Linked DNA regions of Homo sapiens: all the other regions are linked to region 1. A link is a loop called in an ENCODE intact Hi-C map of the cell type or tissue named here. Cell type or tissue: PC-9. All regions are shown on one strand. Region 1 overlaps ANKS6 (ankyrin repeat and sterile alpha motif domain containing 6). Region 2 overlaps GABBR2 (gamma-aminobutyric acid type B receptor subunit 2). Region 3 overlaps GABBR2 (gamma-aminobutyric acid type B receptor subunit 2). Region 4 overlaps NANS (N-acetylneuraminate synthase).

The links. A loop is a pair of places that touch in the nucleus more often than their neighbours do. Peaks named below come from ENCODE experiments on the same cell type or tissue, not always from the same donor. Only the 100,000 strongest peaks of a DNase experiment are listed, where the experiment ranks them.
Region 2: a loop joins it to region 1, with 2.2 times the contacts of the local background. A loop is called at or near these places in 2 of 110 quality-filtered maps.
Region 3: a loop joins it to region 1, with 8 times the contacts of the local background. A loop is called at or near these places in 3 of 110 quality-filtered maps.
Region 4: it touches region 1 in a loop (3-fold over the local background); 3 of 110 quality-filtered maps call a loop at or near these places.

Annotation. Positions count from the first base shown.
Region 1 is chr9:98,787,647-98,795,646 of GRCh38, forward strand. ANKS6 (ankyrin repeat and sterile alpha motif domain containing 6) reads right to left here. Exons shown (of 15, transcript NM_173551.5): 2 at 2,458-2,960. Among named protein-coding and RNA genes, the nearest start is that of ANKS6, 4.9 kb to the right of the region's middle. RefSeq lists a silencer at 3,748-3,797. In PC-9, CTCF peaks have their summits at 3,708 (motif pointing left) and 3,911 (motif pointing right); DNase peaks (open chromatin) are centred at 3,635, 4,145 and 5,565; H3K4me3 peaks cover 1,448 bases; H3K27ac peaks cover 2,362 bases.
Region 2 is chr9:98,484,484-98,492,483 of GRCh38, forward strand. All of the region lies in intron 4 of GABBR2 (gamma-aminobutyric acid type B receptor subunit 2), which reads right to left. Among named protein-coding and RNA genes, the nearest start is that of GABBR2, 220 kb to the right of the region's middle. In PC-9, no CTCF peak of the experiment used is centred here; DNase peaks (open chromatin) are centred at 4,308, 7,038 and 7,438; H3K27ac peaks cover 3,810 bases.
Region 3 is chr9:98,370,472-98,378,471 of GRCh38, forward strand. GABBR2 (gamma-aminobutyric acid type B receptor subunit 2) reads right to left here. Exons shown (of 19, transcript NM_005458.8): 12 at 993-1,100. Among named protein-coding and RNA genes, the nearest start is that of TBC1D2, 120 kb to the left of the region's middle. RefSeq lists enhancers at 1,748-2,436, 4,937-4,996 and a silencer at 4,636-4,930. In PC-9, no CTCF peak of the experiment used is centred here; DNase peaks (open chromatin) are centred at 4,420 and 4,920; H3K27ac peaks cover 3,146 bases.
Region 4 is chr9:98,070,157-98,078,156 of GRCh38, forward strand. NANS (N-acetylneuraminate synthase) reads left to right here. Exons shown (of 6, transcript NM_018946.4): 3 at 6,762-6,861. It also overlaps a transcript of TRIM14 not described here. Among named protein-coding and RNA genes, the nearest start is that of NANS, 17 kb to the left of the region's middle. RefSeq lists enhancers at 1,516-2,016, 4,477-5,283. In PC-9, CTCF peaks have their summits at 4,433 (motif pointing right) and 4,635; DNase peaks (open chromatin) are centred at 2,175, 2,685 and 4,445; H3K27ac peaks cover 4,236 bases.

The DNA of each region.
Region 1 (8,000 bases):
GGCACTGCGATGAAAATTTTACAGGCCTGATCTTACTATTCCTCACAAAAATCTCCCAAGAAAAGAGCCTTTATTATGACTATCTTATGAAAAAAGACACTGTAGTCCTGCAGGGCCAATTAAGATGACCAAGACCACCCAGGTACAGAGTGGGAGAACTGAGCCTCAGACTAGTTCTGCTCAATGGGAACATGACCAGATCCTGCTGGAAGACCCGAGGTTCGCTCCTGTCAAATAACGCCGACAACACTATGGAGTAATCCACTTCCCATGTGCTCCCTCTGGGCCAGGCAGGATCTCACATGAACCCCACAGCAGCCCTGAGGCGGGTATCACTCCAGCACCCATTTGTGGAGAAGGAAATGGGAGCTTGGTGAACTGAGGCAGCTGGTTCAAGGTCCCTTGGCCAGCAGGGGCACAGCCAGCATCGAACCAAGTGGACAGTGACCTTGGCCACATCCACCAATGTGTCTGAGCCACTGCATCTTGGGGAAATGAGGGCATCGCCATCCCATGATGCCAGGACAACCCCTAAAATGAGGCCTGTCAGAAGCTAAGCCCGAGGGCACTCCGTGAAGATTCAAGATGCAGAGGCTAAGGAAACCTGGGATGGAGAACGCATGCACAACAGAAGAGGCACAGCTCGGCAGGCACGGGCAGGTGCAAGTTCTGGAGTGTTCACTTCTGAGCCTGAATTCCCTCCCCTGCAAAATGGGGGAATACCCTCCTCAGAGGGTCCCTGCGAGGGTGAGGGGAGATTCAGCATGGCAGGTGTGCTGGGCACGGCAGGGCCTGGGAAGGGCAGATCCTTTCCCCATCCCTGCCACAAACAACCCAAACCTTTAAAGGAGAGCAATGGCCTTGTGTCAAAAACAAAAACAAAACAAAACCCTGTCCTAGGAGACTGGGGCCCTAATTTCTAATAGCAAGCCTTTATGAGTCCCTAACACTCTACTGGGCTGAGTATCTCACACGCCAGAGGATAACCTGCCTTCTGCTCACCACCACCCCGTAGTAGTTGTCATTGTGTCCATTTCACAGATGAGGCAAAGGCTCAGAAGAGTCATGTGTTAAACCAGCTTCTAGAGCCCATGCAGGAGCTGCAGGTGGGAGAATCACCTCTAGGTGCTCTTCCCATGGAATCCTCACCTCCTGAGTGTCACTCACTCAGCTTCCAATGGGTGTGTGACCTTTGACCAGCTTTCTTCCCTCTCTGGGCCTCAGTTTCCCACCTGGACAAAGTAAGAGGTCTCTTGGCTTCAGGTAGTTCTTCCTAAACTTCTTTTTCCTTTTCATTTGAGCATCCTCTTCATTTTTGCCACCTCTCTGTCATTACAGGCTTTTAAAACATGTTTATTTCAGACTTGTTCTGATTGGATGGTGTATTTCTTTTTTTTTTTTTTTGGAGAGTGTATTTCTAATAAGCATTTACCAAATTTTCAGCATCTCTTGATTGATGGGGCTATTCTATATTCTTTCAATGGTAACAAACTTAACACTTTCAGGTCTTTTTAGCCAATGTGCCTGAAGCTACTTTCTTCAGTGCTTGACCTCTCAGAGCTAGATGTTTATATACACTGCAGCCCACCTACTGTTACTCCCTGGCTGTGAGTCCTGCCGTCGAAGTCAGGCCTTTTACATAGACAGAGGGTACCAAGGCTGTGTGTTGCGATCTTATTGCAAACCGTGCATTAAAGGTTTTGAAACGTGGTATGTCCTATGGCAGATTTGCTAAGGATTGTTTAGACAACTCTTTACATGCCAGAGAGATGGCAAGAAGTTAAAAAAAAAAAAAAAAAAAAGATGCACTGCTAGATGTTTTTTAAAAAACTAATTTTCATCAATTTTACATGAACTAGTGTTTGAGAAATGATCAGGGCAGAGGAGGTCAGGCACACTATTGTAGAACAAGGGCTGGCAAACTATAGCCCATGGCTCAAATATATCCCACTGCTTGTTTTTGTAGTTATAATTTATTGGAACCTAGCCATACCTGACTCATTTACATATTATATGCATAGCCACACCCATTCATTTACTCATTACATATGTAAGGCTGCTTTCACTCTAGCAGAAGTGACTACTGTAGTTTTAACAGAGACTGTATGGTCCATACAGTCTATTTGGCCTTTTACAGAAAAAGTTTGCCAAACCTTGTTGTAGAAGGGCCCCAGAACCACCTGCATCAGAATGATGTGCTTGGGGAGAGCAGCCTTGTTATAGAGGCTTCCAGGCTCTTGCCCAGGGCTACCAAATCACTCTGCAGAGAGTGGGCCCAGAACCTGCATGTCACAGGCAATCCCCCCGATACTTAAGCACACCACTTCCTCAGTCTCAGTGGTCTGCAGGGCTGGACTCTGAGTTCTGCGTGTCCTTCCAGTAGAGCAATCCTCAGCTTAAGCCACATAAACACAATTTGGGGTCCTCTGTGAAGCCACGGGGGGCATGCAGCCTGACCTGTTTTGGGCCTGACGGTGGTCAGCGGGTCCAGGTAGTCTACAAGGTCCCTGTGCTTGCAGTCCAGTGCAACCTCGAAGGCGGTCTTCTCCAGCACGCTGAGGTGGTCAGGGTTGGCGCCCTTCTCCACCAGCTGCTGGGCCACTCCAAGCCGCCCAGTGAGTGCGGCCAGCATCAGCGGGCTCCAGCCCACGGTCCGGGCTGCGTGGTTGGGGTCCGCGCCCCACTCCATCAGTAGACGCACCACGGCCTCGTGCCCGTGCTGGATGGCAGCCATCAGGGCTGTGATGTCCAAGGGCTCATCCCTGCTGCCGCCCAACCCCAGTTGCTCGCCTGAAGGGTGGTGATGGTCCACAAAGGCACCGGCTTCCAGGAGCAGCTTCACCACACCCAGGTGGCCGCCCCGAGAAGCCACAGTGAGCACACTGGCCCCCAGCCGGTTCTGGGCATTGACATCAGCCCCGTGATCCAACAGGAGGTGTGCCACACTCACATGCCCAAATCTGCCAGGAAGATGGAGAATTAGTGACACTGAACACACAGCACTCGGGGGCCAGCTTATGTCATCCTTAATTGGCATGAATTATTAGTCCTGACAGCTGCTCATGATAAGAGGTCTTATTCTGGCGCCAGGCACTGTGCCAGCCACATGGATGCAGATGCATCATCATGAAGGTGAGCAGCTGCCCTGCCTGGGTTCAAATCCAGCTCTCCCCACCACCAGCTGCATGACCTTTAGGAAGAACTTTGATTTCTTTGTGCCTTCATTTCCTGATCTGCAAAATGGGGATATAACTGTACCTACTTCAAGGGTTGTTGGGGATTAAATGAGTTACATGTAAAGCACCTGGCTCTGTGCCTGGCCACAGGAAACATCACATCAATGTTAGCGATTGTTAGGTATTATAATTGTTCATGTTACGTTATTCAACGTGCCAAGGGTTACCCGGCTGGTAAGGGGTGGCATCAGGGTCAGGACAGGTCTGTGTGAATGCCGCTGCCCTTGCTTTTTCTCTTACACCATGCTGCCTCCTACATTTCAGACAGTCGATTTTATTCTGCTTTATAGCCTGGGAATCTGTCTCTCTGCCTGTGCTCTAATTTCCCCACAGGCAGAGCCCATGTCTGATTCATTTCTACCCTCCCCATCCCCAAAAGCACACACCCCATGCCAAGAGGTGTGGCAAGGTTGTGGTCAGCAGATAGGCTGGGCATTGCGGCCTGGAGGCCTGCTGCCACCTGCTGGCAGGAATGTTTGTTGCAGGCGGCTGAGGACCCAGCCTAGGCCAGATCTTCCTCAATGAAGTCACTGCTGGGCCCCTGAAGAGAAAGATCTGCACCCACCAACTTCCTAGTACCAGGAGAAGGAAAACAGGTACCTCTTCCCAGCAAAATCTCTTCCTTCTTTTAACACCAGAGGGCAGAAAAGTTCTGTTTTGTGGTGTCTCTGGTGGGCTCGGAGCTGTGTATCTCCAAGCTGGAAGCGGCCCTGGACTAACAAGAAAACAATGACAAGACAGGGGCTGTCTACTCCAGGTTTTCGAGACCACAAAGCCACTGTCATGTCTGCATCTGTGAGGCAGCTTTCTGGGTTTCTCGATGCTCAGCCCTCCTTCCCGGGAGCCAGTTTTGCACCTCATCTAAACCCAAGACCTCCCTCCTCCTGGCGGCTGGCGGCCAGGCCAGGGCTGAACTCTGTCTGAGGCTCCGGCTGAATACCTTCTGGGATGTGAACCTGAACAGCATGGGGCTACTCAGCCACGAAGCAAGAGCCTGGTGACACAGCTCCATCAGCTGCAGGGGGCTGGGCCTCTTGACCTCCACTCCCAGAGTGGAAAAGGACAAGGCAAATTGAAACCAACTCAATGCAGAAAGCTGCACCCCAATGTCTCCCCGCCTCCAGTCTCGTTCCCTCCTGCCCATCCTCCATGCGACTCCCAAATGATATTCTCCAAACCCAAATCTGTCACTCCCCAGCTTCTGATTGCCGAAGACCTGACTGCTTTGCCAACCTCACTTCCTCCTGCTCCCAAACCACACCTTCCCGCCTTCCCCACACCTTCACCATCCTGACCCCACCAGAGGACTCTCCTGTCCTCATCTACTCAGCACACCCCCACCGTGTCCTGCTTCAGGAGTCATATCTCACCCACTCTGAGCAGCTTCCAGACCACCCCTCAACCAGGCTAGGTCAGTGCCCCTCTTCTGAGCACCTAATTCCACGGGCTCGCCTCTGGCTGCACGTGAGCCCTCTTTCCCTAATTGTCTCTCCTATTCAGTGGCAGGCTCTCCAAGGACAGGACAGGGTTCCACGCATATTGTTTCCCCAGCCCCTACCATAGTGGCTGATCCACATCGGAGCTCAGTAAATTTGGTCAAACAAGCCAAGTAAATGAATGCATAAATGGCATAACCACATAGGGGAAGGTCCAGAGGTGAGCAGTGGAAATCCCTGAAGAACTGGTGTATCCTCCACTGTAGTACATTTCTAAAAGATTACACTATTTAGTTATCAAGCATGAGATAAAATCTAGCATAATCCCTAACAGCAGATTACAAGGTGCGTCACATTTTTATCTCATTTGATCTTAATAAACCCCGAGATAAACTCACAGATTAGGAAACTGAAGATTACAGTGGAAAGCAATTAATCTAAAGCCTCTCAATTTGAACGTGATAGAGTCAAAAGTTGCACCTGGACTCAAAATCGAAGCTCCAGTATAACCAATTTTTAAGGAGGAAGAAAAGGGGTGAATTAGAGCAGAAATAGTGAAATTTGGAATGTTTTCTGAATTAGTGAGTAGCCCAAGAGAGCACTCAACTATGCTGAAAATATAAAAGGATCCAAGCAAGGCTGAGATAATGTTGTGGATGCTAAGTTTCTAATAGGTAACTGCCGGAGATGGGCATGCTAGGGGCTTTCTGAACAGGTGCTGTGATTACTGATGAATTTCAGCAATTAACACCTGTGTTTAAAGAGCTGGCACACATTTTCCCCTCTCAAAGCACTGGGCTGAGAGTCCAGCTCTGCCCCACTGGCAGGCAGGAAATGAAGGGTAGGGAAGGAAGGTAAACACTATGCAACCCTGTCCCTTGGAGAGAAGTCTCTGGCAAATTTGGCAAGCCGCTTCCAGGCACCAACACCAAGAGGGAAACTATCAGTTACAGGATTCATGGCTGGGAGCACAGGCTCTGGAGCCACCTCCCTAGGTGTGAATCTGACTCGCCACTTGGTAGCTATGTTACTTGAGCAAGTTATTTAACTTCTCTGTTCCTCAATTCCTCATTTATGAAATGAGGATGACAATAGTACCTCCTTCCTAAGGTTTTGTATGGATTGAATGACTTAATTCATTTAAAGCACTTAGCACAGTGCTTGACAGAAAGTCAGTGCTCAATAAAGGTTGTTTTTTGTTTTGTTTTGTTCTGGTTTTTTGAGATGGAGTCTCGCTCTGTCGCCAGGCTGGAGTGCAGTGGCGCGATCTCAGCTTACTGCAACCTCCGCCTCCCAGGTTCAAGCGATTCTCCTGCCTCAGCCTCCCGAGTAGCTGGGACTACAGGTGCGTGCCACCATGCCCGTGCCACCACGCCCAGCTAATTTTTGTATTTTTAGTAGAGACAGGGTTTCACTATGTTGGCCAGGCTGGTCTCGATCTCCTGACCTCCTGATCTGCCCGCCTCGGCCTCCCAAAGTGCTGGGATTACAGGCGTGAGCCACCGCACCTGGCCAAAGGTTACCTATTATTTTAAGAACATGAAAAAACATGCCCCAGCGCGGTGGCTCACGCCTGTAATCGCAGCACTTTGGGAGGCCGAGGTGGGCGTTTCACGAAATCAGGAGATTGAGACCAGCCTGGCCAACACAGTGAAACCCGGTCTCTACTAAAAATACAAAAAGTAGCTGGGCGTGGTGGCACGTGACTGTAATCCCAGCTACTCCGGAGGCTGAGACAGGAGAATCGCTTGAACCCAGGAGGCGGAGGTTGCAGTGAGTCGAGATCACGCCACTGCACTCCAGCCTGGTGACAGAGCGAGACTCCGTCTCAAAAAAAAAAAAAAAAAGAACAGGAAAAAACACTAAGGTCACCATTTCTAATACTAAAACACCCACAAAAGACCAAAGGCACAGGGTGTCTAATAGTCTGGCCTGATCCACACAGAGAGCTGGGACGATAAATAGATGCTTGCTCAGACCCAGCGTGGTGGCTGCCAGGGGTGTGGTTTTGAGCAGGATTCTGGGGGCGTATCCAGATCCAAGGAAGAAGAGCACAAGGCTGGAAGGTGTCAGCACACAGGCCATTCATTTGCCTACCCCGATGTGAGGGACAGACACACTGTACATCCTTCTGGAAGTCTTCCATATATACTACTCCTCAACTTGACCTTTTCTTATGAATTACGCAGCAGAAAGCTGGAGCACAACTCAACACAGGCAGAGATGCTACCTGAATATAGAGTCGGTGTCACACCAACTGAGGAACAGCACATTTTAAAATACCCAGGCTCAAGACTATCCTGCAGAACTTGGTTAAAACTGATGATCTGGGGTCTCTGAGACACTCTGAGGCATGTCAGTGCTGTAGTCACAAACCTCACTCAGTAAATTCCTCAGGGGGCTCACCAGGGCCCCTGTGCACGCACTTGGTGGATTGCAGAGATGAGACACACATAACACATCAGTGGCTCCCAAACCTACCATACAAGAGAATCACTGGGGAGCCTCTTCTCACACAGAGTCCCTGTCTCTTACTCCCCTCACTGCCCTGGGCCTTCTAAATCACAATCTCCAGAAAAGGAACTCAGGAATCTGCACTTAGACAAGCATCCTGGTGATTCTGATGTGTGGCCAGGTTTGGGTACTGAGGAAGCCAGTCAGCATTAACATGGTGTGATGGATGCTACCACAGAGGCCTTTCTGCTGCGGAGGGACCAGAGAACAGGGAGATATCATGGCAGGCTTCACAGAAGCCAGATCTCTAGATGCCATCCTTGCTGTCTCTCTTAACCCCTCCCCAAGGGCCAGTCGTCAACTCCTGCTGATCTACTCCCTGAATATATCACAAATTCATCTGGGTGCCCTCCCTCCGCTGTCTCCATTCTGGTCTAGGCCACCATCACCTCTCACTCAGACTGCAGCAAACTCTACCTAACCAGCCTTTTTGACTCTAGCTTACCCTAGAGTATCTAATCTATTCTCACACTTCAAGGAAAGTAATTTTTCCAAAACGTAACTCTCATCCTGTCACTCATTCTGCCTAGAACCTTCCATGACTCCCTAGCACCTTCCATGACTCCCTAGCACCCTAGGATAGCTAGCGTTTCTCAGCTCCCACACTCCCCCAACTCCCTGGCATCTGCCTTCTCTCCAGGGAGGACTAGTACATCATTCTACTCATACATTCTACGCATACCTCATTCTACCAGTCCTACCAGCTCGTGCACCCAAGCCTTTGCATGGGCCTCCCATCATGCCTTCCCACAGCCCACTTGTAATGTCCTGGCTAATTCTCAGGTATCCGCAGGTCTCCACGTGGATATAAACA
Region 2 (8,000 bases), 300 kb before region 1:
TGAGAAAGAGGGGGAAAGACGCTGCCAAGTCTGGAAGGAAGGAGGAGCAGCCCGGAATCCAGGGTTGGGGAGAGGCCAAACGGGGGATGAGGCTGGATGGGGATCTTGGGGGGCACCATAGAGCAGTATAAACAGTTTGAGGTGCTTCTCAAACTAGGGTATGTGCATTCTAGAGCACGAGGAGGTGTCCCGAGTGTAGGAAGTGCAGATATACTGCGTTCTCCTTTCTAAAGTAGCAACTTACTGGAAGATTCAGGGGTTAGGGGAAAGGTTTTGGATTTGGGGAATCTTAATAGTTTTTCCACACATGTGCATGCTCTCATGAAAGTTCCAGAATCATGCTTTTCAATGTTGCATAGCTTGTATCTTTTCCTGAAAGTCCAGAGAGTAGAAAGAAGAAATTTGGGAATAGCAGTAGCCCCTGCTTTCAGACAAGCCCCCTGCCTCCCTGCCAGGGTATGGGCCCATTCTCTTATGCTGAAAGGGCTTGGGGCAGTTTAGGCAGTAGTAGGGGGTAGGGAGGGGCAGCCATAACCATCCCTGAGGATGACAGTGACAGATCAGAGCTGTGATATCACAAAGGACTGGAAACGTGGCAGAGGGCAGGGTCTGGAAAATCCTGTGCCCTTCCAGGGACTTGGCTCTGCAGGGAGCTTCCTGGAGTGAAAGCAGATGACCTGAGTTGGGGCAAATGAGATGGCCAGGTCTAGGGTTGGAGACCATACATGGAGACCTATGTTCACACCCTCAAGAGGCTACTATCACAAGAAAGGGGCAAAAGTGGAAGGAAACAGCGGTGGGAATGGGGTAGGAAAATGGGGAGGGGTATTCAGCCCAAACCCCCAACAGTGACAGGATGAGTGAGGGAGAGGCCCACTAAACTCCCTCTGGAGAGGAGTCTAATGTTGCCAAACCCTGGGTAGCTTTCCTTTTCTTTTTCTTGACCCTGTCTCATCCCTCATCTAGAACCACTTTGTCTCTGGGATGCTTAAAGAGAGCTAAACACACATACACACACGCAGGCACACACACACACAGGCACGCACACACACTCACGCACGCACATGACACTTAGCAAGGATAACCCAATTCAAAGAACTAGCATGTACCCCCAGTTTGCAAGCAATCCTAACATCATAAAAATAACAACTCTCAAGCCCTTTCTGAGCTGTTGTGCTAAACAGTCCGTCAGCCCCACCCTGGGAGGTGGGCGCTGTTATTATGCTCACTTTGGAAAGATTCATGAGCAAAGCAAGGTCCAAAGAATTAAGCAAACTTCCCAGGTGCAGTCCCCTCCTTGGGGCTGGTACACCCGCCCGGCTGCAGTGAGGGTGGGCTGCTGACAGCTCACTCCCTTCTCTGGAGAACTGCCCTCAGCTAAGGGGAGCTTCCTGGCCATGGGAGCCACTCCATGCCCCACACCCCACAGAGAGCAACCAACAACTGACTCACATTGGTGGAAAACTCCGGCCCCCCTGCTGAAAGTTAGGATCAGCTCTGTGGTGCTGTCTGTGCTCCGGAGACCCCTGTGGGGCCAGGCTAAACTGGTATCCATCCAAGACAGAGCTCCTCCTGCCTCATCCTGCTTCCCTCCCCTTCTCCTGAGTACTTCCACAATAAATTACTTTCCCAAGCATCTCAGGCTCTGTTTGTAGGGACTTCAACCTAAGATGCCAGGTCACACAAATAGGAGGTGGTGGCACTGGCCTTGCCCCGGGTGGGTGTGGTCCCAGAGCCTGAGTGCTTGACTCCTCGCTCCTATCTACCGCCTCCCAGTTGAGGATGCAAACCCCACTGGGTCTGAGCTGCTGGAGCTCAGCACTCAATCTGCAGCAACAGCTAACTGAGAAAAGTCATGCAGATGTTGAAGTGAAAGGATATAAATGGCAAATGCAATCCTGAGCCACTGAAATTGCTGGTGTGCATTTAAGAGTGCAGGACAGCAGAGGTGAGGAAGATGAGGGACCACGCCCTCCAGCCAGCCTTCCTTGCCTGTGGAGCATGGACTCTTGCAAGGAAGGTCAAGCTCGACCCTGAGCCTGACCCTGACCTCTGGGTTGTCTGGAATCTCCTGCCACCCATGCATCTGTCTAGGTCCACTCAATGGCATCCTGGTTTCTCAGAGCCTAGCCTCGCAGACTACCTACTGTGCTGGGCTGCTGAAAATTCAAATGTCACAATGCTATATAAAGAGAGGAGATGCTATAAACCCCTAAGGCAGCTGAGCTGTTAGAGGCTGGCCATGACCTGGGCCAGCGGGCACTGCCTAAGGCTTCGGAAGCCCAGGCCAGTCCTGTGCCCCAACTGTCTGGCTGTAGACTTGGAGTGGGCCCTAGAAGTTCAGCCTAGAATGTTCTCCAAAGTCCCTCCTGGCTCTGACAAACTGATCCCATACCCACAATGAGTAGTCCCTTTTATTTAGCTAAAATTTGTCTTACTTAGACCCCACCCCCCACTGGAAATGTCCATAAAGGCAGAGAAGCATATGCTTCACTCTGTCCGTAAAGGCAGTGAAGGCATACGCTTCACTCTCAAGGAAGGGAGCGAAGAGGGAATAGCCCACAGCAGCCCAGTGGAAAGCATGGCATTTCTTTAAAGTTTATTCTTGTATCTTGAAAATTCATGTATATTTAACACTCTAATAATATATCTATGTCGTAAGTTAAAAATAATACCTTTTCGTCTCCATGTCTCTGAGCAAACCTGGCCTGTGAGAAAGATGCACCATGTGTATTCTGCAGCTTTGCGTCCCCTTGGGGTGCCTGTATGAACTTCAGTTTCAGGCAGTCAGGATGGACTCCTGGCCTGTGGGAGTGGCAGTTCTCATCAGGTCTCTCCTATCTGGTTGGGAAAAAAGGGGGTCAATTCCCTAAGGACTTTTTTTTGGCCAGAGTCAAGAGGGAGAGCACAGTTCCCACTAGGACTTTACCATGGAGCAAGGGAAGGGCAGTCCTCTCAAAGCCTACCTTTGTAGTTGTCTTATGCCAGGCAGAATAATAGCCACATCCTGGCTGGGCTCAGTGGCTCATGCCTGTAATCCCAGCACATTAGGAGGCCAAGGCAGGAGAATCACTTGAGCTCAGGAGTTCAAGACCAGTCTGGGAAACGTGGAGAAACCCTGTCTCTACAAATATATATATATATATAGGCTGAGTATGGTGGTGCATGCCTGTAGTCCCAGTTACTTGGGAGGCTGAGGTGGGAGGATTGCTTGAGCCCAGGAAGTTGAGGCTGCAGTGAGCTGTGATTACACCACTACACTCCAGCCTGGGTTACAGAGTGAGACCCTGTCCCCACTCCCCCAGTCCCCCAAAAAAGGCCACATCCTAATCCCCAGAACCTGTGAGTACGTTATGTCACGTGGTAAAGGGAAAATTCACATTCCAGATGGAATTAAGGTTGTTTATCAGCTGATCTTAAAATAGGGAGATTTTCTTGGATTAGCCAGGTGATAATGTATTCACAGGGTCCTTAAATGTATTCATGTATTCACAAGGTCCTTAAACATGGCCGAGGCAGAGACAGTGATACAGTGTGGGAAAGGCTCCACTGACTATGGCTCACTTTGAAGATAGAGGAAGGGGATGCCAGCTGAGGGATGCAGGTGGCCTCTAGATACTGGAACTAGAGCCTCCAGAAGGAACTTGGCCGCACTGACACCTTGATGTTGGCCTGTCAAGATCCATGTAGGACATCTGGCTTCCAGACAGTAAGATAAATTTGTGTTGCTTGAAGCTGTTCAGATTTTCACAGCAGCAATGGGAAATGAAGACACTTCCCTCTCTGGAAAGGCCTTACCTTGGGCTTATCCTGTCTCCCTCCTCTCTCTGCTGGGGTTCTAGGACACTCAGTTGTTGCTGACTAGTCGAGTAGCTTTTCTGGTCAAAGCTGTCCCCTTAATGTGAGGCATAAGGATCCCCACTAATATTGTTGGAGAATTGGGCTATTTTTGTGAGTCACTCAAAAAAGAAAGCCAAACATGGCTCTAAATGGCACAGACATATTTTCTTTTCCTTTTTTAAGAGTAGAAAGCCTGGCTCAATTTAGAGGGTCTTCATGATGTTGCACTGGGGCCCAAATATTGCATCAATATAAAAAATAAAGATGAGAGCTTTCTGCTTATCTCTGTCTTTCTGTCATTCCCTAGCACTTTTTTTTTTAACCGCTCCTCCACTTAAGGCAAGTAAGTTGCAAAGCCCTTTCATTCCTGTTTTGTTACTAAGAAGAAATGGGGGGAGACAGGTCATTTAAAAATGTTGGGTATGAGTAACCTTGGAATGTTGAGAGGCTATGCTGACTGAGGAGTGTGGGTGGACACGAAGCTGGGAGGCATGCCGTGGAGGTTAAGAGCCAGTCTGTAGCTAGACTGCTGAGCTAGAATCTCAGCTCAGTCACTTAATCAGCTTCATGGCCTCAGGCAAGTTATTAAACTTTCGTGAGCTTCAGTTTCTCTACCTATAAAATGGGGATAATAATAGTACCTATCTTCAGAGCAGGTGGTGGCAAACAATTTCTATAAAGGTCCAGATAGTAAATATTTTTGGTCTCATAGGCCATATAGTCTCTGTTGCAATTACTCAGTTCTGCCGCTGTAGCACAAAAGCAGCCAAGGACGTTGTGGTAAATGAATGTGTTCCTATAAAACTTTATTTACAAACACAGAGAGTAGGCCGGATTTGGCCCATGAGCTGTAGTTTGCTGACTGCTATTGTAGAGTTATTGTGGGGATGAAGTGAATTCATGAATCTGTGGGCACAAAGGGAGTGCTTAAAAGTGTCCTCCTTTGATGTTGAAGCAGAAGCGTTGGATGAGGTCAGAAGAAGAGGCTGTGATAAGATGGAGAGAGAGAAGAGGAGCCCTCTGGAAAGAGGTGGCTGCTGGCACAGCGCTGACGCAGGCAAGCAAGGCTCTTGACTCCTCTGGTAAATTCACCTGCAATAGGGAAGCTCTGTGGGCCCAGAGACCCTAAATGAATTGCTCACAATCTTTCAGCTTTGCTTACTGTCTCAAAGTTTGGATTTTAGAAAGTCCTTTGTTATCATTTTAAGATATTCATTAAAAGATAGAGAGTTCCATGGCTTCTTTCCCTGAAATTCTCTAATTTTATTATTTAGTGTTTTATTATTTAGTCTTTTCTCTATTCCAGCATCTCTCAAGTTTCGAACGTAATATCAACTACTGATTTTTCAGCCCCCGAGAGAGCCCAACAGTCTGCCTACGGCGACCATCACACAATTGGGATGGCCCAGTGCCCTCTCTACAGAGGAAGACACCAAGGCAGGGACGGAGTCCAACCCCGGGTCTACTTGATTCAAAAGCCCCTGTTATGCTTGGCACAGGTGGCTCACGCCTGTAATCCAGCACTTTGGGAGGTCAAGGCGGACGGATCACCTAAGGTCAGGAGTTTGAGACCAGCCTGGCCAACATGGTAAAACACCATCTCTACTAAAAATACAAAAATTAGCCAGGCTTGGTGGAGGGCACCTGTAATCCCAGCTACTCAGGAGGCTGAGGCAGGAGAATCACTTGAACCCAGGAAGTGGAGGTTGCAGTGAGCCGAGATCGTGCCACCGCACTCCAGCCTGGGCGACAGAGCAACACACCTACACGCAAAGCCCCTGTTCTGAGTTTCTGTCTGGGATGATGAAACAGTTCTGGAAGTGGATAATGGGATGGTTGTACAACACTGTGAATGTACTTAATGCCACTGAATTGAACACTTAAAAATGGTTAAAATGGTAAATTTTATGTCACATATATTTTACTACAATAAAAAAAAAGGGTCACAACTAGAACAGCATTCCCTATACTTTCTGAGTTCTGACAAAAAAAAGGAATAAAGACTGCTGATGATTTCTGTAAAAGTAGGGCATAGGGTTCCTGATGGTGGGGGCAGGGGGCTGTGGATAGAAGGGACTTTTGGGGTATCTGATAAAGTTCTCTGACCTGTGTGCTGTTTGCCTTAGGATTCATTTAGACATTCATTTGATTTCTGTGGCTTTCAAATTGTTGTTTGATTTTACAATAAAAGATTTTCTTTAAAAGTTCCTGCTCTTTCCACAAAAATATTTGGTCTCCAGAGCACCCGGATTGAACTGAGGCAACTGCCCCTCCCATGTCAATTCCAGACATAAGGGTCTGTGGATGCCCCATGGTTGAAATAATGTACCACATATTCCTCCAACAAATGGAAATATGAATATAGGGCAGAAGGCCACTTTGGGGAAGGTGCATGAAGCAACTGAAATGTCCAGAAAGGGAAATGTGACACCTGGAACTCTCCCTATGAGTGCCCAGGACGTGGTCTCTGTGCAGAGCAGCTTCCCAGCCCCGCCTGGAAACAGCTAAACTTTAGCCACCCCCTGTTCAGAACAGGCTTGGAATGAGCTTAAAGGGCCTCGCGACTTCATCACACAGAAATGGTATTTCCTGACTTTCTTGATACAAATTTCGATACACATCTGCTAAATCAGCCTTATTAATTTCATTATTCCGTTCCTCTGTGCTCTTGCCTTTTTTTTTTTGCCTGGGTGAACTGTCCAAGAGTGAGAGAGAGATGTTATGCCTCCCAATGCTATTGTGTTTCTGTCAATTTCCGTCTCTATTTTTAACAGGCTTTTCTTTCTTTATTTCAGTGAGATGTAATTTAAAGCAATAATAGTCCGTGAGCATGTTATTCTCAAGGTGGATTGAAGCCTTATCTATAGAAAAGGACTCTCCTTAATCCTGTTTGACACCTGTATCTTGAACACGCTTTGGTCTGATATGAATACTGGGATTCTTGCTGTAGTTTGACTTGCTTGGTAGACCTTTGCTCAACCTTTTACCTTCAACCTTTCAGTGTCACTTTGTTTATCTGATGTAAATAGCTAGAGTTCGTTTTTTGAAACACAATCTGAAAGTCTCTTCCTTTTGATAATGAGTTTGGCCTATTTGAACTTCTGGTCAGAATCATTATATGTGGTCTGCACTGATCTGTTTTGTGCTTTCTGGTTTTCATGTTTGTTTTCTGTTTCGAAACATGGATGAGATTTCCTTTGTTTTATTTTTGTGTTTCTGCAGCTTCAGGTTCTGTTTGCATTATGGTATATTTACCACTGAGTCATTCAAAGCATTCTTTAGCTTATATCTACCTAATTATGAAACTCATGAGCAAAATGGTCTCTTTTGAGTCCCTCTCCTAGTTAACACCAGGAGTTAAGCACCCTTCTTTTAAAAAATTCATCTCTTCTTAGGCCTGTGAAGGTAATTTGGATTTTTATATCTCAATTATGCCTATTGCCGTATCTATTTTTGCATTATGTATAAAATTATATGTAATTTTTGCATCTGCATACACTTTTATAACAATTATTTAGACTTTGCTTTCCTTCCATGGGTTCCAATGATCCCTGCTCAGCCGTTTCTGTCATGACCTCAGCTGTAAAGTATGCCATCGCTTTTGGCTGGTTGACATCAGACTTCAGGATTAGCTTCAAGAAGGGGACCTGGCTGGAACATCGTGTGAGCCCCATACAGTGCAGAATACCTCCCAGTTGCTCCACTGTCTCTGGGATTTAATGCTTCAGAGGAGTCAGAGAGTGGCCTGGTTTTTGCATCTCTATGGGAAGTTTGTTTTTTTCCTGGCCTAGATATTTGTAAGATTTTCTCCACTAAGTATGTCAAAATTTTGGCAAAACCTGTCTAAGTATGACTCTCTTTTCACCAGTTATGCTAGAATGCAGAAGCTGGCTAGTTTGCTCATATAGTCTGTACATTTCCATATAAAATTGTTGTAGTTCAAAAACTGTAGAATAATGGAAATTTTGTATGGCCCAATCTACAGTACTAGGTCTGTCTTGAGCCCGCTTAAGTTTGTTTCCTAGTAAAAAAAAAAAAAAAAAAAAAAAAAAAATTCTTATTTGAAAACAGAAAAATTGTGGAGACTATATACAGAGTTCCCATACAACCCCTCATCCAGTTTTCCCTATTATTAATGTTTTATATTAGTATTTTGTGCA
Region 3 (8,000 bases), 420 kb before region 1:
CAACTCTGGAGGGGTTGGACACCTGGGTGGATGGGATGATGGGGAAAGAATGCAGGCTGGCCAAAGACAGAAGCGGCCAGCCTATACTCCTTTTCCCAAGGCAGGTGGCCGGCCTGCTGCAGGCCTGAGCTGGGAGAGGGAGAAGTTGTGCCAATCAATGCTGTTTGCAGTTTTGAATATAACAATAGACTCTACATATTATAATAGTTACTAACCAGAGGACCTTCAAGATCACAAGACTTTCACAAATTTTATCCAGAAGAAAGGGGAGCTCCAGTACCACTGCAAGAGTTAAAGAGGACAGTGGTGGATAAAGTTTCTCTATGACTAAGAGTCAAGGTCTGGCAACATCATATCTATACCAAACCGCACGGGTGGCGAATGCGGTCCACGGTGTGAAGGCTGAGCTCCTGTCCTACAGGGGCCTCTTTGAAAATGGAATCATTAAATCAGGTACCAGCCCTGTTTCACTCCTCTCTTTTAAGGGCTCCCTATTGCCCATAAGTTAAAGTGCAGATTCCTTAATGTGGCTCCTGTCTTCCCTTCCAGCCTCTTCCTGTACCCTGTCCCCACAAGCCCTATGCCCCAGCCACACCAAGCCTCTCTCGGCCCCTGACCACCCTCCTCCCATCCCCAGGCTGCCACGGATGGTTCCTTTGACAAGGTCCCCAGCATCCCTATGCCCTTGGCTCAGCCAACTCCCACTCACCCTCCAGGCCCCAGCATAGGTGGCACTTCCTCCATGAAGCCTCCCTTGAGTGTTTCGTACCCCAGCACCCCCCACATGTCCCCAGCCAGCCCTGATAACTGTGTATTACAAATGCTTTGTTAACTGTCCGATTTCCCCAGTAGGGTGAAGGTGGCAGGAGGTAGGGATTGTGTTTAGCTTGGATCCCCAGCAAATAGCTCAGTGCCTGGAATATAGTATATACTTGCTAGATAAATGCTGGGTGAACACTACTAATACCCTGAAACAGAAGGAGAGTGATTACCTTCTTCTTCATTTTCACATTTTTGAAGATGGCGTGGACTCTCCAGGTCTTTGCAAACATGGCCCCAAAAGCGGTCGTGTAGCCCACGGTGAGAATCCAGGTCCTGACCTAGAGGCCATGAGAAAACAGAGGCATTGACCTTCCTTAGGTAGACAGACTTCATCAGGTATGAGTCCACCCTGCAAGGGGACTCTTTATGATGGGGACAAATACTCCCCTCTGCATATAGTTGAGTTTCATTGGCATCTTTCAATCAAATTTCCATTCAATAGGCATTTAGTTCTATCAGCCACTTACCAGACCCAGGTCACTAGGCACACAGGAGTGCAATATTCAAACCATGCCTTAGATGGGCCTAGAGAGAGCCAGACAGAGGGAGAGCCACAGAGGGCCCCCAGGACTGCTGAGATGCTGAGATACCACCAAAAGGTGATGGTCCAGCCCTCTGGCCTTCACTTCCCCTCCTCCCTTCCTTCTTCCTGCTGCCCAGCCCTCTCCCCACATGGTCAGGCCATGTGGCTACTACTGTCCAGTGTCACCTCAGAAGGTCAGTTAGTCAGCATGGGCCAGACTGGCCACTGAGCCCACACTTAGACCTTGGTCCCTGCTCAGGACTGAGGCCCTGTCTGGCTCTCACCTATTCCCCAGGACCAAGGTGTGCCCTGACGCCTAGCCCTGGGTTGGTGGCTAATGGGAACAGCCGGCCCTGACAGGAGCCTACAACTTGGATCCCTGAAGGCTGGAACAGGCTGGCCACCACCTGTTAGGTCTTAGGGGCCTCCAGGACGCCCACCTTCACCTGTACTGTATCACTCCCAGACCCCCCAACCCTCACCATTTAGACTGGACACCCTCTAATACCCAGGAGACGTGCACATCTCCAGGTGGGCCCCACATCATGGTCCAGCCCTGGGCTGTGCACCACTGAGTTCTGGGGCCTCCCACTCACTGGGACAGAAAAGCCACGTGCCCCATGAGTTGCAGCTCTGAGCTTGGGTCTTTGCTCTCCCTCAGCTCTGTTGAGCTTAGTTTCCTTTGAAAGGTTCCAACCTGCCTTGGCTGAACACAAGGCAGAAAGTTGGATGTGGTAGGGGAAAAAGAGAGGCAGCCAGGCTGCAGCAGACAGCTCAGGCCCTCTGCATCCAGAGGAACTGAGCACAGTAGCTTTGCTTGGCTTCCCCAGGCCCCTTCTAGTTCAGGGCTGGCTGCCACCAACACATGTAGGAAGTTTCCAAGAAATGTTCCCAGCCCATTCCCCTTACAGATTCATTCTGCTCCTGCCTTTCCGGCAACTTGACTCTCCAGGTTTTCAGAGACAGAACATTTTGCGTTTCAATTTTATTTGTAAAAATAGGAACTATTTTTAGATTGCAAGGCTGACCCACTAAATCAAGGGAAGGACAACAGTATCACAGCGCTTGTTCAGAAACACAGGCCTGTGAACCATGAATGCTGTGAGGGTACAGGTGGGTGCTTAGCCTTCTATTTTCTTTTTCTTTTTCTTTTTCTTTTTTTTTAATTTCACAAACAAGGAGAAATCAGATGGGTAAAAATGAACCACAGTGCTTTAGAAAGAATGTAGAATGGCCACATTATTACCCAGATGATCATAAAAGGATGTGAGAAAAATATACAAAACAGGGAGGGGGAAAGAGCCAATGATAGAGAATTTAGACCTGAGCATATTCAATGAACAGATAATACATTTGTCATCTGTCAGAGATGCATGGGACTTGACAGTTCATCTCATTCATTCACTCATTCGTTTGTTTGTTCATTTGTTCATCTTCAACAAGTATTATTAGGACAGAGGCAAAGTATACAACAATAAAAAGAAATAACAACAACAATAACAGACACCAGGGTGATTTTTTGGAGGTATCAGTTAAGTGAGGAACTCCCTTAACAGGTGAAGAAACTGAGGCCCAGCGCATTCAAGATAGTTCCCTTAACCATGCCACACAGCTCCAGAGCTAAGCCTGGAACTCGATGCTTTGACCCGGTCCAGGCCTCTCTCCCCGACATCCTGCTGCTGCCTCCTCCTCAGATGGAGTCTCCTCAACTCAAATCAGGTTCATCTACACCTAGGAGCCGGATGTCAAAGGACCAGGACACACCCAGAGGGGGTAGCTGACCAACCTGTAACACCCTCCAGGGACCTCAGCACACTTGTAAAGCTAATTTAGTGACATGACTGTTAAGACCAATGGTCTACAGCATTTTTGATAACATTCTCTTGAACATGTTTAATTTTACAAATGACCATATACAGACCATGGGCATTTTAAAAAGGACAAAGATGAAGTAATATCATCATTTTTACCTCATCCTGTGGCTGACAAAGATCTATTTTGAGGAGATGTGTCACTCCAGTGTGCAAAGCATTCCTTTTTTTTTTTTTTTTTTTTTTTTGAGATGAGATCTTGCTCTGTCCCTCAGGCTGGAGTACAGTGGTACAATCACAGCTCATTTCAGCCTCCATCTCCAGAGCTCAAACAATCCTCCCACCTCAGTCTCCTGAGTATCTGGGACTGCAGGCATGCACCACCATGCCCAGCTAATTTTTTTGATTTTTAGTAGAGACGAAATCTTGCTATATTGCCCAGGCTGGTCTTGAACCCCTGAACTCAAGTGATCCTCCTGCCTCGGCCTCTCAAAATGTTGGGAGTACAGGCAAGAGCCACTGCACCTGGCCTTGGTGTGCAAGCATTCTTAATATTTGCTTTGACTTAGGTTTTCTTTGAAACAATCATTTCCAGGCCACTTGTCTATTTTGTGAGGGCTAAATTCACTCAATCATATAATTAGTCAAGTTAGTTAAAATTCAATAATATAAATTTAATCTGGCATCTGGAAACTGCAATATGTTGCCATAAACTAAAAGCGAAGAATAGCTGAGGATGCCTGGGCAGAAAAGAGTTAACATAGCAGGCCTGAGACTGTTATCTTTAGAAAGGTCTGATTTGAAGGTTGGTCCTTGGCTGGTATCTGAGAGCTTGGATTCTGGACAGTTCCCACCATCCCCTCAATGATAAGAGCAGCTCACTGTGCCTGAACTGGTTGTGCAAACAACGTGGTTTATGCTGAACACTGCCTTCCTTCTGGGAGTCTGGAATTTTGTTACATAGTAGGCAGACGGTGTCGACATATCCATCCTCCGACTAAAAACCCTGGGCGTGTCATCTCTAATGTGCTTCCCTAGGCAGCATTTCACACATGTGGTCGCTACTCATTGCTGGGGGACTTAAGCGTGTCCTGTGCTCCTCCGCTGTGATAGGGCTATCAGAAGCTGCCACCTGGTTTCCCCTGGACTTTGCCTCCCCACGTGCCTTTTCCTTTGCTGATATTGCTGTGTATTCTTTCAGTGTAATAAGTCATAGCTGCGAGTATGACTGTGTGCTGAGCCCTGAGAGTCCTAGTGAATCATTGAACTTGGGGGTTGTCTTGGAGACTCTCAATGCTGCATCCCATTGCTGTCTGGTGTAGAGAACTGACCAACCACCTTGTCTCTGGGAGCATTCCTGCATACAATCACCAGACACCTACTGCCAGGGCTCCACAGTGAGTCCCCATATTAAGTGTTACTCCAGCTTAAGTTTCTGGGATTTAAACCCATCGCTGCCCCACAGAGCCCTCAGGTTAAACTCCAAATTCTTAGCAGGCAGGGTGCAGCCCCCTCTACCTTACCTCTTCTGATATTTCTCAAACCATCCTGCCCTGCTCAGTCTTTCCCCTCACATCACACTGGCTCATGCTGCCGGGTCTGACACGCGCTGTTTCCTCCACCCAAAATGCCATTCCTTGTTCTTCACAACTTCTCATGCATCCTCTGAAATCCAAACTTGTGAGCCACTTCCTCTGAGAAGCCCACTGAGACCTTGCAGGGAGGTCATGACTACTTCCTCCTCATGACTTCTGCCTTCAAGCATGTTTCTGCTCTGCTGGTCACACAGAGATGACATCTATCTGATTACCTGTCTGCCTCTCCCACTAGATGAAGCTACTGGGAGGCAGGGCCTGCTTTGCCCACCTTTAAATCTCTGGAGCCAAGAGGAGACAATCAGACTGGATGGGCCAGTTTAGGAGGTCATGAACTCTTTGTCACCACAGATGTGCAAGTTGAGCCTGAGCAAGCAAATTAAAGGAAGACCACAGAGAGAACTGGAGCATTTGATAGCAAAAGAGGCTGAGTTCATGGCCTCAGCTGCCCCTTCCACATGCTGTCTGACAGGTAGTGAGCTCCCCATCACTCCACATATTCAAGCAAAGCTTGGAAGACTCCCCCCCTTCTCCCCCTCCATCAGAATGCTCCAGGGGCATTTCCTGCACTGAGGGAGGTTTCATTTAATGACATCCCAGGTGCCTCCCTTCTATGTGGCTCTATGATGCCAAGTAAACGAGAAGGTTTCATCTGAAGGGTTCTAATGATTCTGTTTTCCAATATGTTACCACCAATACAAGTCTCTACTGGTTCGTCAACACCAAATAGCTACTTCACTTTTTCTCCTAAAGTCTTACGTGTGTTTATTTTTCTGATTTAACATCTTTCTTTTTCTCCCCTTAGCCATCAGGTACTCAGCCCCCTCTGCGAACTGCCTTGAACATAATCCATCCATGGGGGAAGACAAACTTTAGGCAGGTAGTGCCCATCTCAGTCCCAGCTATGAAAAAGGAAAAAGAAATGAGAGCAAGTCTCCAAATGGAAGGAAAAATCTATGCCCAGAACAATTCTGCTCAGCCGCTTGCTCCATTGATTTCATGAAGCATGCCTGGGAGGGTGAAGGGCTTTCACTGCCCTTCTGGGGATCAACATGAAAATGGACATACAACCTCTGCTGGCAGGCCTGTTCTGACAGATGACGCATGGGACTGCTGTGCTCCGGGTCTCCTTGTTGCCACAGATTCATGTGGGCTTCAGGCCAGCAAGTCAGATGGAAGAGCAAGCCCTGGTGGCTGGCTGGACACAGGGGCAAGTCACTTTCCTGCTGTCCAAAAGGTTCTCTCAAGGGCCTTTTACTTCATTCTGACTGCTCATCCTAGGTGCTCAATAGTGAGAAGGAGGGAAGAAACTCCCAGAGCGCCCCAAAGCAAGCCCCAGAGCACTGTGAGGTATGAGGTGGGGAAGCTGAGAGGCCTGAGGTCTCCAGGGCCCATCTTGTCTTCTAGGGCAAGGGCGACAGATAAATCCTCAAGTTATAAGACTCTGAAGAGCAGCCTCTAGAAACAGCCCCAGAAGACCCCGTCTTGCTCAGGGTCTTCTGGGTAAGACCTGTATAGAAAATCTTCTCTGGAGCTTAGAGTACAGCAGAGCCTTTCTGGGGGAACGGTGCAGGGGGCAAAGGTGACTCAGGACCCACAGGAGTACTTTGGAACCCGAGTCAGGGCCTAGGGGCCATCTTAGAAGCCTTGGGGCAAATCAGAGAGAGGTTTCTCCTCTGGGAGGAGAAATTTCTGAAAGGCACCCCGTCTGGGCCCTTTCTGAAGGACTCCACTCCTCAAGGCCCTTGAAGCCAACAAACTCCAAGAACTTGGCTCAAAGACCCGATCACAGGCCGAAATTCAGCTCCTGCCCCTGAAGCCAACACCCTTGTGTAGTGCAGAAAGTGCACAACTGCCCTTGGCAGCCTTGGCTCAGGCCACAGAACAATGCAGAATGAGCAAGAGGCCTTTCTTCCTGTTCCCCCACAACCCCAGAAGGTGCCTCAGGACTGGAGGTTGGGGAGCTTTTTGGAAACGCAGCATTCTCAGATGGGTAGTGGCAGGAGGGGGTGGGGTGTGGTGGGGAGGGGGCTGCTGTGTGCCTTCATACAGCTCTGTGGACAGAAGACGTGGACAAGTGGGCGTCAGGGCCAGAGAGGAAGGACTGAGTGGCCACACCATGTGATTGCAGCTGTTGAGAATTCTGTGGGCAAGTATGGTGTATCATTTAGGACTTCCAGAAATAACTGGAGCTCACTCAGAGGGGTCCCTTATTTTAAGTCTTCCCTGATTTGTCCCTTGCTTCTGGGCCTTACCCACTCCCCTAGGCCTGTCTCTGCCAGTGTACACAACATAGTAAATGGGAACTGTTTGTTTACTTAGGTTTTCAATCTACACTGCCAGCTCCTCGAGGACCATGCTCTGTGCCTAGCAGGTGCCTGGGAATGTTATCATATGAATGAATGAATTGTGGGAACAAGAGTGCTGAGCAGAGCCAGGGGTTGGAGTGGCCCACATGTGGGGTGTCTGGAAGGGAGGCCATCATCTGCTTATTGGCTCAGGAGTCTGGGGAGTCCCTGGTTCCCCACTCAGCCCCCTCCTCTGGAAGGGAGTTGGGGGTGGGGAGGCCACTGTCATCAAGCGGGCATCTGTACCCCATCCAGGACTCCAGTTGGCCCAATCAGGCCCTGTGACAGCCAGTCCCTGTGACCCTCTCCTTGAGCTGGTCTGGACCTGCCAGGCAAGGCCACCACCAAACCCTGTGGGTATCTCCTAGCCCAGCCTTCCTGCTGCCTTCTGAAATCACAAAGCATGTTACCATGGCCAGCCATGACAGCCACCTGCAGAAACAGCCCCAAACCCACATTATTACATTGTTTTACTTCTCAACTGCCTCAAAAAGAAAACCCCATGCAACAACAACAACAAAACCACAGATTTATGGCCTTTTAACTAAAAATGTTTCATTAATTCCTACCAGACTTGAATTTACTGGGAGGCCAAGTGGGTGTTCCTAGGCAGCCTTTACCTTTCTAGTTAGAGTTAGAAAATCCCAGTACCTCTAGGAGGGCAGGAAGAGGGCATCACACTCCCCAGTCCAGTGTCTGGGCCTCCCCTGCCCCACCCCTGCCTAGCTGCCATCCATCTGAGCAGAGTGAAGAGGCCGAAGGGGTGCTTCGGGACTCGAACCCCACCCTGCCAGCTGTGATGGAACCGCCCTGCTTCCCGAGGTTCGAGGGTGGGGGCCACAATCCAGTGTCTTCCAGCCCAGGAGCTCCTTCCCTCCCACAGCTGGGCCCCAGGAGACCA
Region 4 (8,000 bases), 720 kb before region 1:
ACGCAGGCTGGAGTGCAGTGGCACGATTGTGGCTCACTGTAACCTTCGCCTCCCAGGTTCAAGCAGTTCTCCTGCTTCAGCCTCCCAAGTAGCTGGGACTACAGGTGTATGCCACCATGCCCAGCTAATTTTTGTATTTTTAGTAGAGACGGGGTTTCACCATGTTGACCAGGCTGGTCTTGAACTCCTGACCTCAGGTGATCTGCCTGCCTCAGCCTCCCAAAGTGCTGGGATTGCAGGTGTGAGCCACCGTGCCCAGCTTTCATTTTAAATTTTTATTTTATTTATTTATTTCACTCTGTTGGCCAGGCCGGAGTGCAATGGCGTGATCTTGGCTCACTGCAACTTCTGCCTCCTGGGTTCAAGAGATTCTTGTGCCTCAGCCTCCTGAGTAGCTAGGATTATAGGTACCCGCCACCACACCCGACTAATTTTTGTATTTTTAGTAGAGATGAGGTTTTACCATTTGGCCAGGCTGGTCTCAAACTCCCGACCTCAGGTGATCCGCCCACCTTGTCCTCCCAAAGTGCTGGGATTACAGGCATGAGCCATCGCGCCTGGTCACAATTTTAATTTTTAATTCAGCAAATACGAATAAATAAAACCACATCAAAAAATAAAAATAAAAAAGATCTGCAGACTCTTTAGTAATTTTTTTTTTTTTTTGAGACAGGGTCTCACTCTGTTGCCCAGGCTGGAGAGTAGCAGCACAATCATAGCTCATAGCTCACCGCAGCCTTGACGGCCCAGGCTCAAGCGATCCTCCCACCTCAGCCTTCTTAGTAGCTGGGACTACAGGTCCATGCCACCACAACCAGCTAATTTCTAAATTTTTTTGTAGAGATGGGGTCTCCCTATGTTGCCCAGGCTGGTCTTAAACTCTGGGCCTCAAACAGTCTCCCACCTCGGCCTCCCAAAGTGCTAGGATTACAGGTGTGAGCCACTGCACTTGGCCTCCTTAGTAATTTTTAAGAATTTGAAGATGAAAACATTTGGGACTCCATGCTGAATGCTGTATACACATACCCCAGCTGTGTGGTGTGTACCTGGCTATATGATGGCACGACTGTATGGTACACACCTCAGCTGTATGGTACATACCCCCGACTGTATGATGCACACCCCAGCTCTGTGGTACACACCCTGCTGTGTGGCCCATACCCGGGCTATATGGCCCAGTGGCCAAGTGAATGGACTCTAGGGTCAGATTTTAAGTTTGAATATGGCTCTGCCTGTTATTTTTGGTATATCCATGTGGAGGTTATTTAACCTTTTTGTGCCTGTTTTCTTCAGTTGTAAAGTGGGCTTCCTAGCAGAACCCATCTGGGAGGGAAAGTGAAGATTAAATGTGATCGTTAATATAAAGCATAGTACACAATCAGTATTCAGTGAATATCAGTTACAATTAAGGAAAGCAACCTGGGCTAAGGGCTAGGACATCTGGGTACTTGCAGGCTGGGACATCTGGGTACTTGTCCTGGCTTTGTCCTTAACTCTCAGTGTGACCTTGGTGAGCCCCTTCCCTGCCTGGGCCACCATTTCATTTTCCGTGTGTGACCAAGCTACCATCCAGTGGTTCTCTCTATTCTGATGTCCTGAGTCAGCGCAGAACCAGGGAAGATGTCATCAAGGTGACTTGCACCTGGATTGGGGACTTTTCTGCTTCCGTCCACGTTTCCTGGAAATGCAAGCTCCCTGAGCTCCTGGATCTGACCTAGGAGAAAGGTGCCTCCTTGCCCGTGAGGCTGCCAAGGCGGAGTCACTTCTTTAGGCCGTGCCCTGCAGGTGGCATCGGTTGAGAACCCGGAGCAGTTGGGTGATAGGGAGGAGTCTGGTGTTTGCAGCGGGGCTTCCTCCTTGGTTTTCCTTCCCTCTGCTCCCCAGGCAGCCCATTTGCTTGGTGTCTGTGATGGGTGTTTTAGAGTCAGGCTCTCTGAGCTCAGCTCCTGGTGCTCACACTCTGTGTGGCTTGGGCTCCTCATGTAACCTTGGAGCCGCAGTGGCCCCCGTCTGTAAAAACAGGATTGTTAAGATGCTCCTGGGGCTATCTGGAGGATTCAGGGAGCTAAACCCGTGGGGTGCCAGCACAGGGCCAGGTCTACACTCACCCAGCGATGGCTGTTCTGTGACTCAGAACCCTTTGGAGTTTTTCTGCCTCAGCCTATTTGGGCAGGTAGGTTCCTCTGGATGAGGAATGCCTTTTGTCCCCAGCTAGTCCCCTGCCTGACCTAGGGCACAGGCAGTGAGGGAAAGTGCATTTTTTTTTTTTTTTTGAGACGGAGTCTCGCTGTGTCGCCCAAGCTGGAGTGCAGTTGCGCAATCTCTGCTCACTGCAACCTCCACCTCACGGGTTCAAGCAGTTCTCTGCCTCAGCCTCCCGAGTAGCTGGGACTACAGGTGCCCGCTACCATGCCCAGCTAATTTTTGTATTTTTAGTAGAGACAGAGTTTCACCATGTTGGCCAGGGTGGTCTTGAACTCCTGACCTCATGATCCACCCACCTCGGCCTCCCAAAGTGCTGGGATTATAGGCGGGAGCCACCGTGCCCGGCAGGAAAGTGCATTCTTTAAGAGCCTTTACGAGAGTTAATTTACCTTGCCCTCTGTCAAACTGTTGGAGGTAGATTGGTTCCTTGTTCTGTATTTACCTAGCAAGTGGCTCCCAGTGTTTACCTACCCTAACTTCCTTATAGAAACAGGCATTTATTGAATGCATATTTTCTCCACACTGTATGCTGTTCTAGGGCGTTCTCTGTGTGCTGAGGAAAGGTTAAGGTGTGGCAGAATTTTATTAAGGCCAAGAAAACCGTCAGGGCTTCTGGTTGAAAGTTGCACCAAGGCTGTGGAACTCAGGTGAAACAGCAGAATGTCTTTAGTCTAAAAGGAAAGTTCTATTGAGAAGGCAAATGGAAGCCATGACCAAAAAGGTGACTCCTGAGGGACATGCTCTCCTCACACACAGTGGCCATCCCAGCAAAGCCGCCCTTCCCTCCAGCACCTGCCTCTGTCCTAGGCACGGTGCCCTCTGACAGGCTGCTGCCCTGAGGCTGGCCCAGCCTATTTGTGGCTACACCCTTCCCCTGACTCCCTGTTCTCCCCAGCTCATCACCATGGGCTTTTTTTTTTTTTTTTTTTTTTTTTTTTTTTGAGACGGAGTCTTGCTCTGTCACCCAGGCTGGAGTGCAATGGCATGCTCTTGGCTCACTGCAACCTCCACCTCCCAGGTTCAAGTAATTGTCCTGCCTTAGCCTCCCGAGTAGCTGGGATTACAGACACACACCAACACGCCGGGCTAATTTTTGTATTTTTAGTAGAGGCGGGGTTTCACCATGTTGGCCAGGCTGGTGTCAAACTCCTGACCTCGTGATCTGCCCGCCACGGCCTCCCAAAGTGCTGGGATTACAGGCGTGAGCCACCGCGCCTGGCCTGGGCTTCTTTTTTTTTTTTTCCAATCCTGAAGGATCCAAAACCTGAGGGGAGAGGAAGGGACTTTAGAAAAATCTCAGCTCCACTCCTCTCTTTCCTTACCCCTGACTCAGATCAGCAGTTCCCAGAGTGTCCCACAGGACACAGTACAGAAATGGGGTTCTGTGGGCACGTGTTGTCCACCCTCATTCATTAATTGATTTAGAATCAATAAAGGGTTTTTTGGTTTATTTTTTGTTTTGTCACCCAGGCTGGAGTGCAGTGACACGACCTCAGCTCAGTGCAGCCTCAACCTCCTGGGTTCAAGCAATCCTCCCACTTCAGCCTCCTGAGTAGCTGGGACTGCAGGCACACACCACACACCCGGCTAATTTTTATATGTTTTGTAGAAACGGGATTTCGCCATGTTGCCTAGGCTGGTGTCAAACTCCTGGGCTAAAATGATCCTCCTGCCTTGGCCTCCCAAAGTGCTGGGATTACAGGCATGGGCTACCATGCCTGGCCAGAATTAATAAAGTTCTGAGTCGAATAAGTTTGGGAAACACTGGGTTTGGAACTCAGCTAAGTTGATTTACTGGGACCCTCTAAGAAGGCATTAAGGCAGGGTAGTGTTTCTCCCAAACGAGGCTATCCATGGGACCCATTTCTGCATGTTGAACTCAGCTGGGAGCCCGAGGAGAGTTGTACATGCCTGAGCTCCCTTCAGACTCCCACAGACTTTGTGCTATGGGGCAGGAGGGAGAGAGGAGTGCTGAGGCTGCCGGGCTGCATGGAACCCCAGATAGAGGGAACCCGATAGCACGGTCGGCAGGCTAGGGGAAGTCAAGGAGTCCCTGAAGAGAAAGGGGTCACCAGTTGCTGACCCAGCCTGTAGTAGCCCCTAGGCACAGCGATACTGTCTTAGGGCTGAAAGTTAGGATCTTCCAGATTACTCAGATTCCCTTTGCCCGATGGCTCTGAGTGGCAGTTTTCTAAATGTCCACTGGGTGGCGCTGGCTCCCCAGGAGGCGGCAAAATGAGGCGCCCCTTCCCTTTCCAGCAGGAATTGGCCTTTTTCTTTACTTGAAAATTACAGAATTCCATGCAGATTTTACAGCCTCTGTAGGTAAGCTTTCACAAGGTGTTTTTCTGCACTTGTCCCCCCTCCTTGCCCCGATCGCTCTGCCCCTCTCTTGGGGGGGTTTCTGCTTCTGTTTATGCCCTGGTGGGCCACACCACACTCCCACAAGATGAACATTATACAAAAGAAAACTCAGTGGAAGGTTCCTTCTTTAAACAGAAAGCACTCTCTTCATCTGCCAAATGAAGTGAGAAGGGTAGGAAAATTAGATTTTATTGAAAAAATATATTTAAAACTGATGTTTTTTCAGTTCTGTCTTAGGGCTAGTTAGCAGTGTTATGAGACACAAACAGGAAGGAGTGAGGTGGAAAGGTATGGAAGGTACTGGGCATGGCAGCTGAAGCTTGCAACCCCAGCACTGTGGGAGGCCAGGGTGGGACAACTGCTTGAGGTCAGGAGTTTGAGAACAGCCCGGGCAACATAGCAAGACCCCATCTCCACAGCAAATTAAAAAAAAAAAAAAATTAGCCACATGTGGTGGCACGTGCTTGTGGTCCCAGCTACTTGGGAGACTGAGGCAGGAGGATTGCTTGACCCCAGGAGTTTGAGACCAGTCTGGGCAACATAGCAAGACCCCGTCTCTACCACAAAAGAAAAGAAAAAGATGGAAGGGGAAAAGAGAAGAGTTAAAAATAAAGCAGAGGAAGAGCAGTGAGAAAGGTGAAGGAAGGGAGGAAAGGAAGGAAACGGTGGGAGGGAGGGAGGAAGGAAAGGGAGAGAGGGAGGGAAGGAAAGGGAGGAAGGAAAGGGAGGAAAGGGAGGGAGGGAGGAAGGAAGGGAGGGAGGGAAGGAGACAGGAAGGGAGGTAGGTTGGTTGGTCCGTCGGTCCGTCGGTCCTAGACCAATCAGAGTTTGCATTTCATTTCAGCAACTTCCCTGGGAGAGGGAAAGATTTGTGCCCATGTGATCAAGTGTGAGCAACTCACTAAGCCCTAACTTATTTCTGAGTCACCATTCAGAGACATTGATTTTTTCGACTTTTGATTTCCAACTTCAAAACAAAACAAAGGGACTCAAGAAAACTTTTGAAGGTGATGTGTATGTTTATTACTCTTGTGCTGATGGTAGCAGTAGTGTATACTTAAGTCCCAACTCACCAAATTACATTATGTGCAGTTTTTAGTATATCAATTACACCTTACTGAAGCTGGAAAGAAATGATAATAAAAAGTTTTTGAGTTCTTATAATTTGACAGCAAACTGAGATTTTACTCTTATAACTTGTGATCCACTGATTCCTTCAGCAAGCATTTGCTGACATTTACCAATTTCCTGAGTCTTGTTGATGAATACTAGAGAAGGATGTTGAAGAGCACTAAATAGGTAACCTCAAGCAGTGACGTTATATCTGAAAAAAGTGACTGAGGTTCACTTTTAAGTAGGCAGCGTGCTTTGAGGCCTGAAAGGGCTCGGGTTGAATGGGCCCTGCCAGCCATGGATCCTTATGTAGAGGCTGGGCAAAAAAATGCTCCATTTTCCCCCTTTCGCCAAGAATTGAAATAGCCCCTTTTCCTGCTCGTTTGGCCGAGTAGAAGGGAAAGCCTTTGAGGCTATTCATGTTTTCACTGCCTGGTTTTCTGGGTCAGGATTAGGTCATGACCGTTTCATGTTTGTTCATTTGGCCTTGGGCCCCTGGGGCAGGTAGGGTCTGGCCAGGGGAAAGGTTCTTTTCCAGATTCTTTTTTTTTTTTGAGATGGAGTCTCGCTCTGTGGCCCAGGCTGGAGTGCAGTGGCATGATCTCAGCTCACTGCAACCTCCGCCTCCCAGGTTCAAGTGATTCTCCTGCCTCAGCCTTCTGAGTAGCTGGGATCACAGGTGCCCGCCACCACACCCGGCTAATTTTTATATTTTTAGTAGAGACGGGGTTTCACCATGTTGGTCAGGCTAGTCTCAAACTCCTGACCTCAGGTGATCTGCCCGCCTCGGCCTCCCAAAGTGCAGGCATGAGCCACCACGCCCAGCCCTTTTCCAGATTCCTGTAGCCAGCAAAGACCAGCACCAAACGTTTGTTGGGCTAATGGATGGGTGGATGCAAATGAATGTTTGCATTTGAATGAAATGACTGAGAACAAATCTTTGCCTGCTTTCAAGTTGCTGAGCGTCCCTCTACTGCCTAAGATGAGGGGTTTTTCTACTTGTATGTTATTCCTTGCCTGTCATAACAACAGTGTTTTTGGACAATGGTGAAAAGGAGCTCCCTCTTTGATTTTTGTAGATGGCAGTTGAATTCCTGCATGAACTGAATGTTCCATTTTTCAAAGTTGGATCTGGAGACACTAATAATTTTCCTTATCTGGAAAAGACAGCCAAAAAAGGTAAGTGTCTAATTTTTGACTTAAAATCGAAGGGAGTCCAAACCTTCATATTTTTACTCCCCTCATGGTGGCCCACTTTCAGCAGATTTCATGAAGACAAATTTTAGCCTCTTTTCATTTTTTTAAATAGAGATAGGGTCTCGCTGTGTTGGCCAGGTTGGTCTTGAACTCCTGGCCTAAAGCAATCCTCCCATCTCGACCTCCCAAAGTGCTAGGATTACAGGCATGAGCCACTGTGCCCTGCCAGAAACCTCTTTTCAATCAGCCTGTACTTCCATTTTTTGTAAGCTAATTTGAAAGAAAATGAATTAAGAATATGACAGTTTTTATAAGACATTTAGAAATTCTTTTTAAGAATTTTTTTTTTTTTTTAATAGAGACAAGGTCTGTCTATGTTGCCCAGGTTGGTCTTGAACTCCTGGATTCAAGTGATCCTCCTACTTCAGCCTCCCAAAGTGTTGGGATTACAGGTGTGAGCCACTGCACCTGTCCTAGAAAATTTTTTAACTAAAATTTATAAGAAATTAAGGATATGACAGTATATATAAAACCTAGCTGGGTATGGTGGTGCATTACTGTGGCCCCAGCTACTCGGGAGGCTGAGGTAGGAGGATTGCTTGAGTTTGAGACCGCAGTGGGACATGATCGTGTAAAGTGGTTTTACAACATGAACAATTTCATTTGATCCTCATAACACTCCTAGGACTGAAACAGGTCATGATTATGATGCTTGATACTTATTTCACAGGGGAGGCCTCTGAGACTCAGAGACGGACAGTACTCTGCCCAGGCACAGCTAGAAGTGGCAGCTCCACACCTCACATTCATTCACACTCTTGAATCAGCACTCATTCTACTGTACTGCCATGGTATACAACCTATTAATCAGATAAGATACTCATTTTCCTCTTGGCAGTGTGAAATTCCTCTGCCTCTTTAATTCAGTTCCTTTTGCTCAAGAACACTGTCGGGGGGCAGAGGGGAGCCCACCTTTCCTGTGGCCGAGGGCAGGAACCCAACAAGCTCCTCTCTGTTCCCCCACAGGGGCTGGCACAGTGTTTTAAGAGATGTCTGTGGAGTTCAGTTGAATGATGAGACCAGCAGTTGGGATGTGTTGGGGAGAGTCAGAACCTCTAAAG